Linked DNA regions of Mus musculus: all the other regions are linked to region 1. A link is a loop called in an ENCODE intact Hi-C map of the cell type or tissue named here. Cell type or tissue: heart. All regions are shown on one strand. Links, peaks and the distances in the headings refer to the core of each region. The heading gives the core; the rest is flanking DNA.

Region 1 (5,126 bases), core at 1,542-4,041:
GTGATTTCATTTAGTTCACTTTCATGTGTATATATTTTATGAACCTTCTCCTGAATCAGATTTCCACACTACCCTTCAAGTGACCATTAATTTTAGCTGTCTCTCCCTGTATACTTTCCTTCATCCTCTTCTCCCATCACTTCCCAAGAAGATCATCCTGTGCCAGGCTGTCCCTCATCCATCCATGACTATCTATTCTATGTCCCTTTTCTAAAAAGATCTATCTGTACCTCTAGTACCTTTCTCTGTACCTAACCTCTGTGGTTCTATGCATTGTGGCGTGGTTATCATTTGACTTAACAGCTAGCATCTACATATAAGTGAATACATACTATGCTGCCTTTCTGGGCCTGGGTTACCTCACTCTGGTGGATTTTTTTTTCTAGTTCTATCTACCTGTGAATTCCATGACATCATTTTTAAACAGCTGAATTGTGTAAATGTACCACCAAGTGAGGGAAGAAAAGTAAACACAAAGCCAGCTACAAACCCTCAGATCTACAGTTGTGTCCTGCCTGCAAGACACACTGTCTACTAGTGGCACAGAGCTCATGGGAGTAACCAACCATTGTCTGATTAGATTGAAGGCCTAGTCCATGAGATTAAACCTGAGACTAGATAGCCCAGGGACATAGGGAAAACCCAATCAGTACTATTCTGCTAAAAGAGCACACTCTTAACAACATTCTGCTATACTCATTGATCAATGCATCACTCAGCCATCATCAGAGAAGCTTCCTTCTGCAGTAGATAGGAACAAATACAGAGACCTACAAGAGAACTAAGTGGAGAGAGAGAGAGAGAAGAGAGAGAGAGACCTTGGAACATTCAGTCCTAAATGGGATGTCTCCATCAAATCCCTCCCACCAGAGTTCAGGGAATCCTGGGGAAGAGGAGGTAGAAAGATTGTAAGAGCCAGAAGGGATGGAAGACACCAAGAAACAAGGCCTTCTAAACACAGAACTGACACACAGATGAATTCACAGAGACTGACAGTGTGCACGGTTTAAGCCTACATGGGGGCCCAGCATTGAGAGGGGAAGTGAACACATGCCCCCATCGCTAAGCCAGAAACTCTCTCCAAGTAATTACCACTGGCAAAGGAAGAATTAATTTTATCCAACAGACTCTCACTGAGTATACAAACTACTCTTAGGGCTAGGTCCAATGCCCAGAAGTAGCCTACACACACACACACACACACACACACACACACACACACACACACATCAATGGCAGTTTTGGAGGTTCTTTGTCTCTTATTTCTTTGGTTGTGAGACTAGCCTTTAATGGCTAAGTCATCTCTCTAGCCCTTATCTCATAATTCTTTGAGCAGTCTTCATCTTCACTGTTGTATTCGTTCACTGTTGTATTCGTCATCCACGTTATCATCTCCCACTCCTTCTCCTTCTTCTCTTTCCCCTCCCTCTCTTCCCCCTCTTTCCTTACAGGTCTTTTGCACGTATATGCAAATGTATATGCAAATGTATATGCATGTTGGTTTCTAGTGCTATGTTTTATGGAACTTCTGTGTGTGTGAATGTGTACATCTTGGTACTTTTTTGTTTGCTCTTTTGGTAATTTGTTTGATTCAACCTACTCATGTTTGTTTGCTTTTATTTAATCTTATTTTTTATTACCTTGTAGGTGTCTATTTGTATTCTACTGAGAGAAAAGGGTATAGATTTGGGTGGGTAGGGAGTCAGAGAGAATATGGGAGGAGTTGGGGTAGGGGAACCATAATCAGAATATATTGTATGAAAAATATTTTAATTAAAAATATACTTAAGGAAAATAAACTATAGCTCACCTTACTTCTGATTCTGACAGATTTCCATTTGGTTCTTTTATGTATAGAATTTGTATAAAGATCAGAGTGTTCAACAAGGCCATAAGCCACAGTAGACTAAGGCAGCCCAGAGCCAGATTCTGGAAGCAAGTGCTGGGTCTCTGAACCAGTGGTGCTGACCTGTGTTCCCCAACTCCAGGACTAGCTAGACACTCTGTGTCTGCTGCTTCCTGGCTGGCAAGGTGCCCTTGACCACCTGTGGTAATTTCCAGACCTCAGCCCTCTCAGTCACAAGACGCCTTACTGTCTCTGAAAGCCAGCTTGAAGACATCATAATGACGGGCCTTCCCTAACCCTTCTCCAGCCCCTTGAAAAATGTTACGCGGCATTGGTCGGTTTGTCCCTCCAACAAACAAATAGGTCCCACCTGCCAACTTGCAGGCGCTCCTACATGGCCTCAATAGCCAGCAACTCATGTGCACCTGTTCCCAAGGATGGAACCCTCATCCCACAGGACTGTAGTCTTGCAATAAAAAGAGGTATTCACAATTCCCTATGGAGCAGGGACCTTCAGGAAGAGCCCATCCTTGAGCTAGAACTTCAGCTGCAGAGGTGCGGAAGGTGAGTGTCTTGTTAAGTCACCCGGACAAAATGCCAGATGAGCAGATGAGCTGTCATCTTGTGGTTGGTGGAGAAGACCTGGCCTTCCAGGAAGACCTTAGAACAGTTATTATTCTAAGCCAGTGTCTCACAAAAGGAGATCCCTGGCTAATAGCACCTACACGGTGAGATAAATGGACACTAGACACAACTGACCTCTCATTGCCCTTCCCCTCAGGCCTCTTCCCTCCCACTTCAGAGGATGCTCTGAGAAATGTTCACAGGAAGGTCAGGCCAACCTAGGCAAGACTCTACACTACCAGGAGTGGTCACTAGGTGGCACCAGCACCCCTGAGCGAGCCACAGGTTCTCTTCAAGGCTGGGTTCTAGTGAAGGGAGTAGGGGGGTGTGATTTTAAGCCTGGTAAATTTAAATAGACAAAAGTGTAAATTGCCTTTCCTTTATCTAGAGTTATTGTTCTGGTAGGACTTCTAGGCACTGGCTGTGAGTGTTGGGCCCTAATTGTAACACATTCCAGCGGTAAATTGTGCAGTGTTCTAAATGTAAAATACACTCAGAGTTTGTATCAAGAGTGATACAAGAAGAACAGACTCTTATCTATCTCGATGTTGACCACATTGGGTTGTGATTTTTCTGGTCTAGTCACCTTGCTCTTCCCATGGAGGATCCTTCAGCTCGTTGGCATCTGCTCCTGACATGCCAATGTGCAGGTGCCCTCAGCAGAGTGGATAGTGTCTGCCTGGGGGTGGTGGTATCTCCAAGGTAGTGTTCCATTTCCACGAGGACCTCTTAGAGTGACCCCTGACCTGCAGACTCACTGGTGATGGCATCCTATGATTGCTCATCTGACCATTTCACTGCCTGGTAAATAAATCCCACACAGATCAGTGCTAAGAACACGTCCTGATCTTCCAGAAGGCAGAGTTCAGGTCCCAGGGTTCAAAACCTCCTGTAACTCAAACCCAAGGGCATCTGACAGCCATCTATACACATGTGGCACACACTCCATGCCAACACGCTGCTTCACTCATCCCTTGCCTCGGTGTCACTACAACAGTGCCCTGCTGTGCTGCTCCTTGTCCCTTGGAGAACATCCTCTTGGCAGGCTAGCAGCAGGCTGTGTCTGACCTAACATCCTTGCGACCATCTGGCTGGTCACATGCTGGCTTCCAGCAACCAAAAGCCTAAAAATGTCGCCAGACACTATTGAGGTTTACAGTGCTTTTCTGTAAACCCACCTGTCTGATATTCCTGCTGATATATTGGGAAAGTGTCTGGTCATGACTTTCTTCCTTCTGGAACTATAAATCTTCTACTGGAACATGGTATTTGGGGCAATCTGTGTTCCAGGGGGGGCACGGTCATCTATATTTTGCTCCAGAACAAACAAACAAGGGCTGCACTTTGCATCAACACCTTTAATATAAGAGCTGTATTAATTTCCAGAGAAGAAAGTGAAAACAGATGCTTCGATGATGTATGTCCATAAAAAAAAAAAAGAAAGGCTTTGAAAACTGCATGAGACGAAAGGAAGGAGGGAAAGAAGGAAGGAAGGAAGGAAGGAGGGAGGGAGGGAGGGAGGGAGGGAGGGAGGGAGGGAGGGAGGAAAACTTGACAGTGTAGAAGTGAACTCAAAGTTACCAGGTGGAGGCTGAGGAACCAAGTGTGTACCCCTCCCCCATCATTCTCTCCGGACCTAAAGCTCACTGTTACCTTCGGAATCGATGCAGTTTCCTTTACTATTAAGGATTGAGAGAAACCAACACAGCAGCATCAGGACCAGCATGGCAGCTGAGACGGGGCACTACATTTCTTAGGGAGATCCAAACAAACATCTCTTCCCCTCAGACAAGGCCCCTCTAATGCACTAACGGAGTCCACGCAGAGATAACTTGGTGGAGCAATGAGCTCGCTGCCCTTACCTAAAGGAGCCTGAGTTCAGTGACACACTTCCTCCAGCAAGGCCACAGCATCTAAACCTCCTCCAAACACCAACAACTGGGCACCAAACATTCAAACCACCACAAGGATAACCTGCTTTCTTCCTGGAAAAACAAATAGGACCAACCCTGAAACAGCTGTTGAAAGGCACCTGTTTCTCTCCTTCTGAGCCACTGTGTACAGTCCCAGAGGACATCAGTCTCACTGGATTCTGGAAGTGTTGTCTGTGAATTGCCGAGTTCACATATGGCAGCTCATCTGATCCACCGAGGCCCTGGGGCAAGGGAATAAAGCTGCCTCTGTTTCACTTCTCTGCCCTGTGGGCCTGGGGTGACAGGCAGGGGGTCGGAGTAGAGTGCGCGTCTTTTGCTGTGATAAAATACCCTGATCAAAAGAGGGAGAAGGGGGTTTGCTCACTGCTCGAATTTCCAGGTTATAGTCTATGAGGGAGGGAAAGTCAAGGGAGGAGGAACTTGAAGCAGCTGGTCACCTGTGGTTAGTAGCAGAGGGCATGACTGCACACATGCTGCTGCTCTCTTGTAGGAGAGCCTTTCCTCTTTACACAGTCCAAGGCCCAAACCCAGGGAATGGTACTTCCAAGTTTAGGCTAGGTCCTAGGTCCTCCCACATTGGTTAAGGAAACCCAGATAATCTCCTACTGACAAGCTCATGGGCCAATCTGATGTAGCTGGCCTCTCTGATTAATGGGGGAACTCTTTGTTAGTCCTCCAATCTGGATGTCTTCTAGAAACCTCCAACTAGCCTACATTGAGGT
Region 2 (5,126 bases), core at 1,196-3,695, 76 kb after region 1:
ACCTGGGACCCACGTGGAAGGAGAGAAGCAACCCTCCAACCACACACAATAAATAAGCGCTTAGAAACCAGAAGCAGGGTGACTAGAGATGGTTAGCAGAGTACCCAGGTGTGGTCCCAGCACCACATGGTGACTTATAACTATCTGTAGTTCCAGTCTGAGGAGATCTGTCATCTTCTGGCCACCTACATGCATGTGACACACACACATATATTTACACACACACATTAAAAATTATAAGCCTTCATAAAATAAACACTTAACAAAGCCACATAGGCTTCTGCATAGAAACACACTTAGAAATGCATACTCTCGCTGATATGTTAACCGCAGCTTGTGCTCAGTGGAGGGGAGAAGGCTGGCATGTGTGTGTCCAGGTGCATTTGTGCACATGCAAGTGGAGGTCAGGGGTAGATCTCAGCAGTCTTCCTCAATTGCTCTCCACCTCTTTTTGAAACAAGGTCTCTCTCCGAACTCAGAGCTCAGTTTTAGGTGTATGATCCAGCTACCATGCTCCAAGGGTCCTGTCTGCCTCCCTAGTACTGGGACAGACATGTACTGCTACATATGTGGCTCCTTGTGGGTTCTGAGGGATCAAACTCCGTTTCTTATTCTTAATCAGCAAACACGTTACTGACCAAGTCATTACCTCACCCCAGATATGATTCTATTTTCTGAACAGTCTACAGTGAGCAAGGGGTGAGACTACATTAAAATAGCCAATCTACTTCCTTATCTAGTCCGTTTTAAGAATTAAGTCACAAATGATCATTGGTATTATCCCAGGAAGAATGGCAGAGATATAGATAAAAAGCAATGGGTGGCTCCCAGGTAAGTTCTCAGTAGATGGAAGCACCTGCAATCAGCAAAGCTGTAATGATTAACATGAAGTGGTACAGTGAAGGGCCAAGGAGCTCCACCTCAAAAGCATCTCCCTAGCAACCCCACTCATCCTCAGGGCCAGAGAAGGGACCCCTGATCTTCCATTTCCAGTATGCATTAAAAACAAACAAAACAAACAAACAAAAACAAAAACCTAGCAGGCCTTGGGTATCATTTTTGATAGGCAGGCAGCCTCTCCAAGAGCCTCAGTTTGAACTCTTCTCTACCGTCACCCTACATTCACTGAAAGTGAGGTAAACTGCTCATGAGCCCATAGCAGCCCCCGTGGGACCCCCAGAGAACCAGGCCACAGGGTGTATCCTTCATGGTCCACAGGGCACCTTGGTCTGCATACCACAACAGCCACCAGGGTTTAAGCCCACAGCTTGCTTTGTCCCGGTGCAGATGAGCTGGTCAAGCAGCAGCAGAGGTTAGACTGCATTAATACTGGCTTGGGTAAGCAGAAGAAACAACCAAGTTGGTAACAGAGCAATTGTCTGAAGATATCAACCCCTGCCCCCAGGCAAGCATCACAAAAGCACACAAAGTATTATTAGAACCTCTTAGCCTACTTGGTAAGAATTATAACAAGAGGAAAAAAATCCGGGGGAGAGTCTGTAAAGACAAGCAAAATGGCTTGAGAAAAAGGGACTGAATTACATCTCAGTGCTCACAAGACAGATGCTTGGTGCTGGGGCGTGGGTGCAGGGTCTGGGACTGTCCCATCAAGCCAGCTTCCTGCAAGTGACTGGCATGTCTGTTCCTTAGGGCCAAGTTTCCTATGAGCGATGTGTCTGTTCCTTGGGGGCAAAATTGTGTGTATTTACACAGGTGTCGCTTTCTCAACATCTGTTTAGAGTACTTGCAGCTGATGATGGGTGGTAGAGGCAGCACCTGCTACATCCCACAGCAGAGACTCACTGCCTTTAACAATTTCCTATCAGCTGAAGCTGGGCAGGCCCTCCTGCTTTCTTGCTGTCAAAAAGGCTCCCATGTTGCTGTAATACACCATACAGTACTGATGTCCCCAACCCCCGTGTGTGTATGCCCATGAAACCTCACATGCATGGACTGGCCAGAGTGTGGAAAATGGCGAAGACCCAAGTTGCAACATTCCTTGAAGTCAAAACTGCTTCAAGCTCTTCCAAACAACGCATAGAGCCGCCTAAGAGAGGAGTGGACAGGCTGTGAGGGAAAGACAGCCAGGTCTCCACACCCGTGTCACGCTGGGAAAATGACAGCCCCCATGATCTCTGAGAAACAGCCTGCTTAGGAGGGTGACTTTGTTTTACACTTTTGGCACAAAGCCACATTCCTTACCTAAGGTCTCACACACACACAGTGCCTTTTCAGGCCTGCTCACCACCCTGTGGTTTTAGCCGGTGGCGTCTTGGCTAGGGGAGCCCTGGTCTGAGCTGTGAACCTGCAGAGCACTTGCCATTAGCAGCCAGCCCAAGCGATCCCAGGTCTTTTAAGCACTCAGGAGGGTTTGCGCTCCGGGTCCTTTCCTTCGGACCTGCGTGGACCTCATTATCTCAGAAACCGAGGTCCGGCAGCGCAATAGGGCAGCATCGGACCATCTGACTCGCTGGCCGCCCGCTCCGGTGCCCGCCCCGGCGCCTGCCCGAATAGCGCGCGCTCGAGCGCGTGCCGGGCACCAGCCCCACCCCCCCGGTGGCGTGTGCATACGTCATATGGGCCGCCCTCCTCCCATTGGCTCCGGCGGCCTCACCAGACCCCGAGCGGACAGGCGCGCGGACAGGGCGGGGCCGCTTGAAGACACGCCCCCCAGCAGGGCGCGCGGGCGGCGGATAGGCTGGGTGAGGTCACGTGGCTCCGGTGGCAGCCTGCCTTATAAGCGGAAACCGCGCGGGGCCGCGGCCGCTCCTGGGCCGTCCGGGCGCGGTACGTGTAGTGTCGTGGCGTGTACCTTCCATGCTGTGCCTGGACGCCGATGCCCAGGCTGCACGACCACGTCTGGAACTATCCAAGCGCGGGCGCTGCGAGGCCGTACAGCCTCCCGCGAGGCATGATTGCGGCGGCCGCTTGTCCGCAGGGCCCCGGAGTCCCCGAACCCGAGCACGCGCCCCGGGGCCAGCGAGCGGGAACCACAGGATGCAGCGCGCGGCCGGGCAGCTGGCACCACGACTTGGTGCAGCGGAGCCTAGTGCTCTTCTCATTTGGCGTGGTCCTGGCCCTGGTGCTCAACCTGCTGCAGATCCAGCGGAATGTCACGCTCTTCCCCGACGAGGTGATAGCCACCATCTTCTCCTCCGCCTGGTGGGTGCCCCCGTGCTGTGGCACGGCAGCGGGTGAGTGCCTTTCCTTGTTCTTGGGGTGGGGGAGGGGGATGAAGGGACACGTCAGCTGTTAAAGTCACCCTTGTTACAAGAAAAGGAGAACGGAGAGGGTAGGAAACCCCAGACGTTGGCGAGCGACAGGCGGAAGTTGGAGGGACTAGTGATGGAGATGAGGTCAGGAGATAATTGGCAGTTTAAGTGGAGGAGTCGCAGCTGTCTCGTTGAGCCAGAAGCCAGGATTGGCCGCCTGGAGAACTGGTGAGGGCAGCACCACGCAGCTATTGGCTGCCTGAGCAAACGTGCTACCTCGCTGGATAACTGAAAACAAACCATCACGTGCGCTCAAGAGGCAGTTGCCAGGGGACAGACTTCTCTGCCTTCTGCAGATTGTGGCTATCAGCCAAACCTTCTGGAACTCCGTGCCCAGTAGACTTGGGACAGGAGGAAAAAAGGAGCCTTTGGGCCTAAGCACACCTATGGTGTCACCTCTTAGGCCCAACGAAACTTGTAACAGTGCCACAGTCTTTTTTCTTTCCTTGATCATTTTGCTGCTTTTTGCCAAAAGTGTTGAGTAATTACAGTCCAACAGATCCTGCATAGTTTACAGTGTACAGCGTTGATAACCATTTGTCAAGTGTTTCTCCCCCCTCAGCCCTGCTTGTCCTTGTCCTGTCCTGTGTAGGTGGGCAGTATTTGCTCAGGTGCATCTTTCCTCCAATCTGCAGCCACAGGACAGCAGGAGCAGTGCCTGTCTGCTTTGAAGCCAGCTTTTATTGACTGCCTGCCTATGCTTTATATGCTGGGCTTGGGTGCTGTGCTGTAGCTGAGTCATGGGTTAAATGTAGGATGCAGGACACTTAACTGTTGATTTCCAAGGCTGCTTGCTCTCAGGCTCACCTGCAGCATTATGAGGGTCAGCCACATGACAGTTGTGTGCTTCTTGGTTGTTTTGGACTGGGGGTGGCCTCATTCATGCTAGGCAAATCATCTGCCACCAAACTACTATCCCCAGCATTTAAAAGTTCCTTGGGGAATAAGATGGAGATTTGAATTCTCTTTTCCTTACATATGAAACCTAAGGCTCTTTGAATTTGAAAGTTTATCTTCAACATGAAGCATCATGTTTGTGATGAAAGTTTAAGGGAACCCAGTAAACCAGTTTCTCATCTGAATATGAGGCTGGACTGGTACTGCTTTCACCACTGAGGCTGAGTGCCTGTGTTCACACTGGACAAGGTGGGACGGCAGCCTGACTGAGGTCTTGTGCCCTGTGTCCATGAGACTGCTCCCACTTGTACTGCAGACAGTCCCTCCCTTCCTGGGTTTTACTCTCTTTGTGTCTTCTGGAGTGCCCAACTTCTGCTGTCCAAATGTTTTGGAGTCCAATCTGTGTTTGTGACAGTTCCTAACTCTGAGAACCACAGAACCTTCTTTGCCCTCCACTTTACTTACATAATCCTCATTTCACACATGCGAAAACAAACTCGAGGAGACCTGTCCAGCCTCTCTCCCTTCTTGAGACCCTACCCTCCTCACAGTGTGAGACTTGTCTTCACTGGGGCCAGGTCAAGGCTGAGAAAAAGAGAGCAGTGTGGGGTGGCCTTCCCACAGCCTTTTCTTACAGGTGTATGTAAGGTAATACTTTGTGCTACAGGTGACAAACTGCCGAGGAAAATAAGTGGTTTGGATCCTACTAATAATGACCACACAAGGACTGATTTTCACCAGTGTATCCTAATCCTGTTTTGTTTTTCTTTAAACAGCTGTTGTCGGTTTACTGTATCCCTGTATTGACAGTCACCTGGGAGAACCACACAAGTTCAAGAGAGAATGGGCCAGCGTTATGCGCTGTATTGCCGTGTTCGTTGGCATCAACCACGCCAGTGCCGTATCCTCAGTTGGTGTCTGTGCAGAGGGTCATCTGGGTTGTGGCAGGGTATATTG
Region 3 (5,126 bases), core at 1,196-3,695, 140 kb before region 1:
TTCACAGAATTTATCAAAATTATTTATTTACTATTGGGTTTTCTTGGTCTAATTTCTTTAAATTTTTCTAGCCTTAGTGTTTCTTTCTTAAATATTAAAATTTTAGGCTAACAGCAGCCATGAGCTATCTATTTTTTAAATAGAGTTTCATAGTTGGTGACTATATAAGGACCTGACAACCAGACACATGAAGTGAACAGGAGTGCTGGCCATTTTATAGTGATGGTTTTGTTGGTGTATGAACTTGACCAGATAGGCAGACACGGGTCAAGTGATGCCACTATCAAGTTGGCAGTGTGACTGGTGAGTCAAGACAGGCTAGGGAAGACACAGTGTTTATACGGCCACAGAAAACCTTGGGCACACTCTTACCTCCAAGGCTATCCCAAGGGAACTCTGAGAACACTATCAAAAGAGCCAAGGAGGGAAAGAAGAGCCAGAGCCAGTCACCTTTTGAGAACCCTGTCTGTGCTGACTTCTCCCATAAACTGAAGATAGAGCTATCAGGACCTACAGGGTTGTGGACAACTCTTAGCATGTGGTTCTCAGCAAAAGCACCCACACTTCAGATCCCAGCAGCGAGAAACACTGGTTTGCTTTTACAGCCACCCAGGGGCCGTTGGCTGAAGAATCCTCATCCAGGAAGTGGGCTCTCAGCACACCCAGACGATGCTGCCATTGCAGAGAGTTGGCATGTGTCTGCAGTTGGCTGGAAGTGTGATGTGACAACTTCATCCTTATGAGGTTGTAACTATCTGTTCATTTATTTATGTTTGACCCAGGGCTGTACTAAGTAGCCTTGGCTGTCCTGGAACCCACTGTATAGACCAGGCTGATCTCAAACTCACAGAGACCTTCCTGCCTCTACCTCTGCCTCTGTTTCCTGAATGCTGGAAAAGTATGTATTACCACACCCAGACCAAGAGGGTTTTTAGACAAAAAAATTCTCCAGTTCTCTGAGCTCCTTTGTCTTGGAGCAGTGGTCTAGACTAGACACACACCGTGCACTGGGGACTGGCCTGAGCCAGGCTGGAAAGTGAACAGAACGAAGGACTCATGCGTCCAGACTGTCATGACTGTTCTCATAACAAGGTTTCATTAATGGTTTCAACAAGAGCTTTTTCTCTTTCTTTTTTTGGCCTTGGTTTTTTTGTTGACTCTGAGTCCTAGGAAAGTGATGCACATAGAATGTTCTAACTGCAAACTCTGCACTGTCTGTCTGTCTGTCCTTTACTGCCTATGCTCAGCCTGGAGGACTCACTATGATGAGCCTCTAGACCCAAGGAAAGTCGGGGTGCTCCTCTGTAGCAGCAGTAGAGTGACTGCCCACCCTGGTATGCTGAGTACTTACAGCAGCACTTAGTCCATCCTTGCCACCTGAAGGGTCCCAACCGACCGACACCACTTTTATCACCACATGGGACCATTCGCCCATATCACCTCAATTTAAAACAAACAGCTTACCCATCATTCAAAATATCTCCAAACTCTAGGGCAATAAAACTCCATTATATTCCATGTCCTTGATTTCACAAATGCACAAATCAAAACTATATATATATATATATATACATATATATATATATGAAGGCACAGATATATTATATTGTATATAATAAATTGTATCCATCCACATTCCAAAATAGAAAATTTGTGATCATTTCTTTGTGGTTTTGACATGAGGTTATCTTGAATTTCCTGCAAAGACAATCTTTACACCAGAATATGAACTGATGAAAGGAGTTCGACAGCCAGCTTCATGACTGTGGACATGTTTCATGTTGATTCCTGTCTGTGCATGAAAGCAATGCAGTGGAGAACTTACTTGGGATTTCCTTAGATTTTTATTTTGCTTCCATGTATTTCTTAGTTCACATACTAGACTCATAAGTACTTTAAAGTATAGACTCGCTTACTTCCTCATATTTCCTGTCCCCAGGATCACTGGGACCCAGGGGGATCACTTGACTTTTCAGTGTTATAATGAGGATGTGTTTGTTGAGTGCCCACAAGAGAAGGAATGGACACCGCATACGGACTCCAGTGTAAACTGTACCATGTCTGTCTATCTAAAATTTCTGATGGGGTTTCTCATCCAGTCCCATCCTTCAATATTTACCTGTTTTTCCTTAAAGGTTTGTTTGAAGCTAAAATGACAGCTCAGTGGCTATGAGCACATCCTGCTCTTGCAGGTGACCTGGATTCTATCTTTCCTCAGCACCACATTAGGCAACGCATAACCACATGTAACACCGTCTCTAGGGGATCTGATATCTCTGGCCTGAGCAGCTGCCTACAGGCATGCACACATGTGCAAACCTACACACATGTACATATAATTTTAAAATAATAAATACAGTGATTTTTTTTAACCTCTAGTTTTTATTTTATTTGTATGATTGTCTACATGTGCATGAATTATGTACTTGCAGTACTTGTGTAATCCAGAAGAGGGCACCAAATCCCCTGGAACTGTACAGATATTTGTGAGCCACCAAGTAGTTGATGGGAATTGAACTCAGGTCCTCTGACGGAGGAGTCAGTGCTATTACACACAGCCATTTCTCCAGGCCCAGATACATTTCTTTTCTAAGGTCCATTTCCTTTGAACTTTTCATTAAGACTGAGGGAGAAATGGAAGTTCACACTCCTCAGTGCCCCATGATTCTGGTCACTCTAATCAGAGAAAGATACTATAATCAAACGGACTGAATCTCTGTTATATAATATATAACTGTATATAATAATATTAACTAAATTGCTAAATATAGTAATTATTCATATTTTCATAAGATGAACTCACACATTACCATTCATATGTATTTAGCATCTCCTGGCCAACATTTAAATCATATACCCTGCAAACCTAGAGCATGGAACACCTGATGCACAAGGAGTGAATATCAATTAATTATTGCACTTCCGTCTCAATGCAAAGATATATTGATAAACAACATTATAAGATGCAAATGTGGATTTGTGTCTCCAGTATGCAATTCAAATATTTGTGGGATGCTTTCCATTACCCTTTAAAATATTTTTTAAATTACGTGAATATGTGTGTGGACTTGTGCATATGAGTATGGGTGCCTATTATGTCCAGAGGCCACAGATACTTTGGGGCTGGAGTTCCAGGCAATCAGAGATGCCTGATGTAGGTACTGAGAACTGACCCCAGGTCCTCTGCAAAGAGCAGCAAGTGCTCTTAGCCAAGTATCTCTCCAGCACCCTTTCCATTACTCTCGAATGCCAATATATGTGGTGGTGGGGTACTACTGGAACCCACAGCAGAAGTCAGTCACTAGAAACACCAGTGCCCATCACTTGTGCCCATTCTGCCAGATCCTCGTTACCAGACAGGCTTTGAGAAGGCCCAAGATACCCTGCCCAAACTCGAGAGTGACTAGGAACATGTTTACAGAAACAAGAAAGAAACCACAGATCTGCTGTTCCACTATAGACAACATGCTAAGGGAAGGCTCTGCTCTGCTGGGGGATCTGAGACTCTCTGGGCCATGCGAAGCCTTGTGTTTTCCAGGTACAATAGTGACAGGTGAGCAGATATTTTGGGTTCTATAGGCCAAGGCTTCAAAAATGATGGGAAGAGGAACAGTAGCATCATTTTTGAAGCCTGGGCCTAAGGTTTCTCCCTGGCCTTCTGCTCTGCTCTATAGATGCAGAGTCAAGAAGGGTGCTTGATGCTCTTCCAGGGGTGGCTCAGGTATGGCTGCAGCTCAGACCCAGACACCTTTTCTGCCTGAGAGGCCCCTAGGAAGAGGAATGGGGTGGCCATACTCCCCACACCCTGCACTCCTCTGAATGCCTAAGCTTCCTGATTTCCCTCCATCAGGAGGTGGTAGCTGCTTCCTCAGGCACCATTTCCATGCAAGGGCCAGGTTTCTGCATCTGGGAGATGATCCCAGGGAGCATAGCAGAGGAGTGAGGCTGGCCAGATGGTGGTACCCTCCAGCAGGCACCAGGAAAGCAACTTCAGGTCTCTCTGGGGCCCCTGGAGGAGCTGAACCGAGCAGGCTCCAGCAGTGACTCATCAGGGACAAGCGATCTGGGACAGTTGCATTGGATTCTGATGATACCCTCAAGAAGGTTTAACTTCTGACATGTCCAGAACAGGTCACAAGTCCATCAGTCAGTCTGTCTGTCTGCCAGTATGATGTGAGATGAAGAACTCACAGTCATAAGCCATTGTGTGCAGATGGCTAGCCCCTCAGTGAGTCTCACCACTGCTTCCTGGAGGCTAATGGACAGTCTGCCTCCATCCAAACATGCTTGTGCAGGATTTCTGCCTACTTCTAGGCAGCACATTAAGTGCCCAGGCAACCATGGTAAATGTCCCAGTTTTCTGGTACAAATCCCATGGGAAGGAAGAGCTATCTTGAACTGAGGTGTGATTTTGTTGTTGTTGTTTTGTTTTGTTTTGTTTTTTCTTTTTTTCTGGTGGGACTTGACTCCTTTAAGAAGTATGCTGGTTAATTTTAGCTATTAATTGACAGAATCTAGAACCACTTAAGAAGAAAGTCTCTCTCTCTCTCTCTCTCTCTCTCTCTCTCTCTCTCTCTCTTTCATTTTTAGACAAGGTCTCACTGTGTAGCCTTCGATGGCCTGGAACTTGCTATGTAGACCAGGCTGGCCTCAAACTCAGAGACATCCATCCAACCTACCCCTGCCTCCTGAGTGCAGGAACTAATGCCATATGCCACTGTACCCCAGCCCTGGAAGAGTTTCAGTTGAGGAGCTATCAGGTGACCTGTGGGCAAGCCTGTGGTGGCCTGTTTGATTTTTAATTGAGGTGGGAAGACCAGCTTGAATGTAGGTGGATCCACTTTATGGACTGGGTCCTGCTACTCCATGAGAGTAAAGAAAGCTAGCTGACTGACATCACACAGGCAAACAAGGGTCGCGTTTATTCTCTCTGCTCTTGACTGTGGATGTGGTGCTGAGGTTCCTGCCTTGATCTCCCTGAAGTCATGGACTACAATCTGGAACTGGAAGTCGCCTGCCTCTTCCATCCCTCACCTCTCATGGCTGTCCCTCCACCATGGATGACTTGTTAAAGGATGAGTTACATCCCGGGGAAGAGGAGCCTACGGGTGTGAGGAGTCATTCTT

Evidence for each region. Peaks named below come from ENCODE experiments on the same cell type or tissue, not always from the same donor. Only the 100,000 strongest peaks of a DNase experiment are listed, where the experiment ranks them.
Region 2: a loop joins it to region 1, with 6 times the contacts of the local background. A loop is called at or near these places in 9 of 42 quality-filtered maps.
Region 3: it touches region 1 in a loop (2.9-fold over the local background); 3 of 42 quality-filtered maps call a loop at or near these places.

What each region holds. Positions count from the first base shown.
Region 1 is chr5:27,992,661-27,997,786 of GRCm38, forward strand. No RefSeq gene overlaps it. Among named protein-coding and RNA genes, the nearest start is that of Gm17695, 43 kb to the left of the region's middle. In heart, for the core only: no CTCF peak of the experiment used is centred there; a DNase peak (open chromatin) is centred at 2,721; H3K27me3 peaks cover 466 bases.
Region 2 is chr5:28,068,602-28,073,727 of GRCm38, forward strand. It overlaps Insig1 (insulin induced gene 1), which reads left to right and starts at 2,811. Exons shown (of 5, transcript NM_153526.5): 1 at 2,811-3,194; 2 at 4,946-5,070. The coding sequence starts at 2,837. All of the region lies in intron 1 of Gm35223 (a long non-coding RNA gene), which reads right to left. In heart, for the core only: no CTCF peak of the experiment used is centred there; DNase peaks (open chromatin) are centred at 2,660 and 3,410; H3K4me3 peaks cover 2,299 bases; H3K27ac peaks cover 2,500 bases.
Region 3 is chr5:27,852,036-27,857,161 of GRCm38, forward strand. It overlaps Htr5a (5-hydroxytryptamine (serotonin) receptor 5A), which reads left to right. Exons shown (of 2, transcript NM_008314.2): 2 at 1-3,051. Among named protein-coding and RNA genes, the nearest start is that of Htr5a, 13 kb to the left of the region's middle. In heart, for the core only: a CTCF peak has its summit at 2,434 (motif pointing right); no DNase peak of the experiment used is centred there.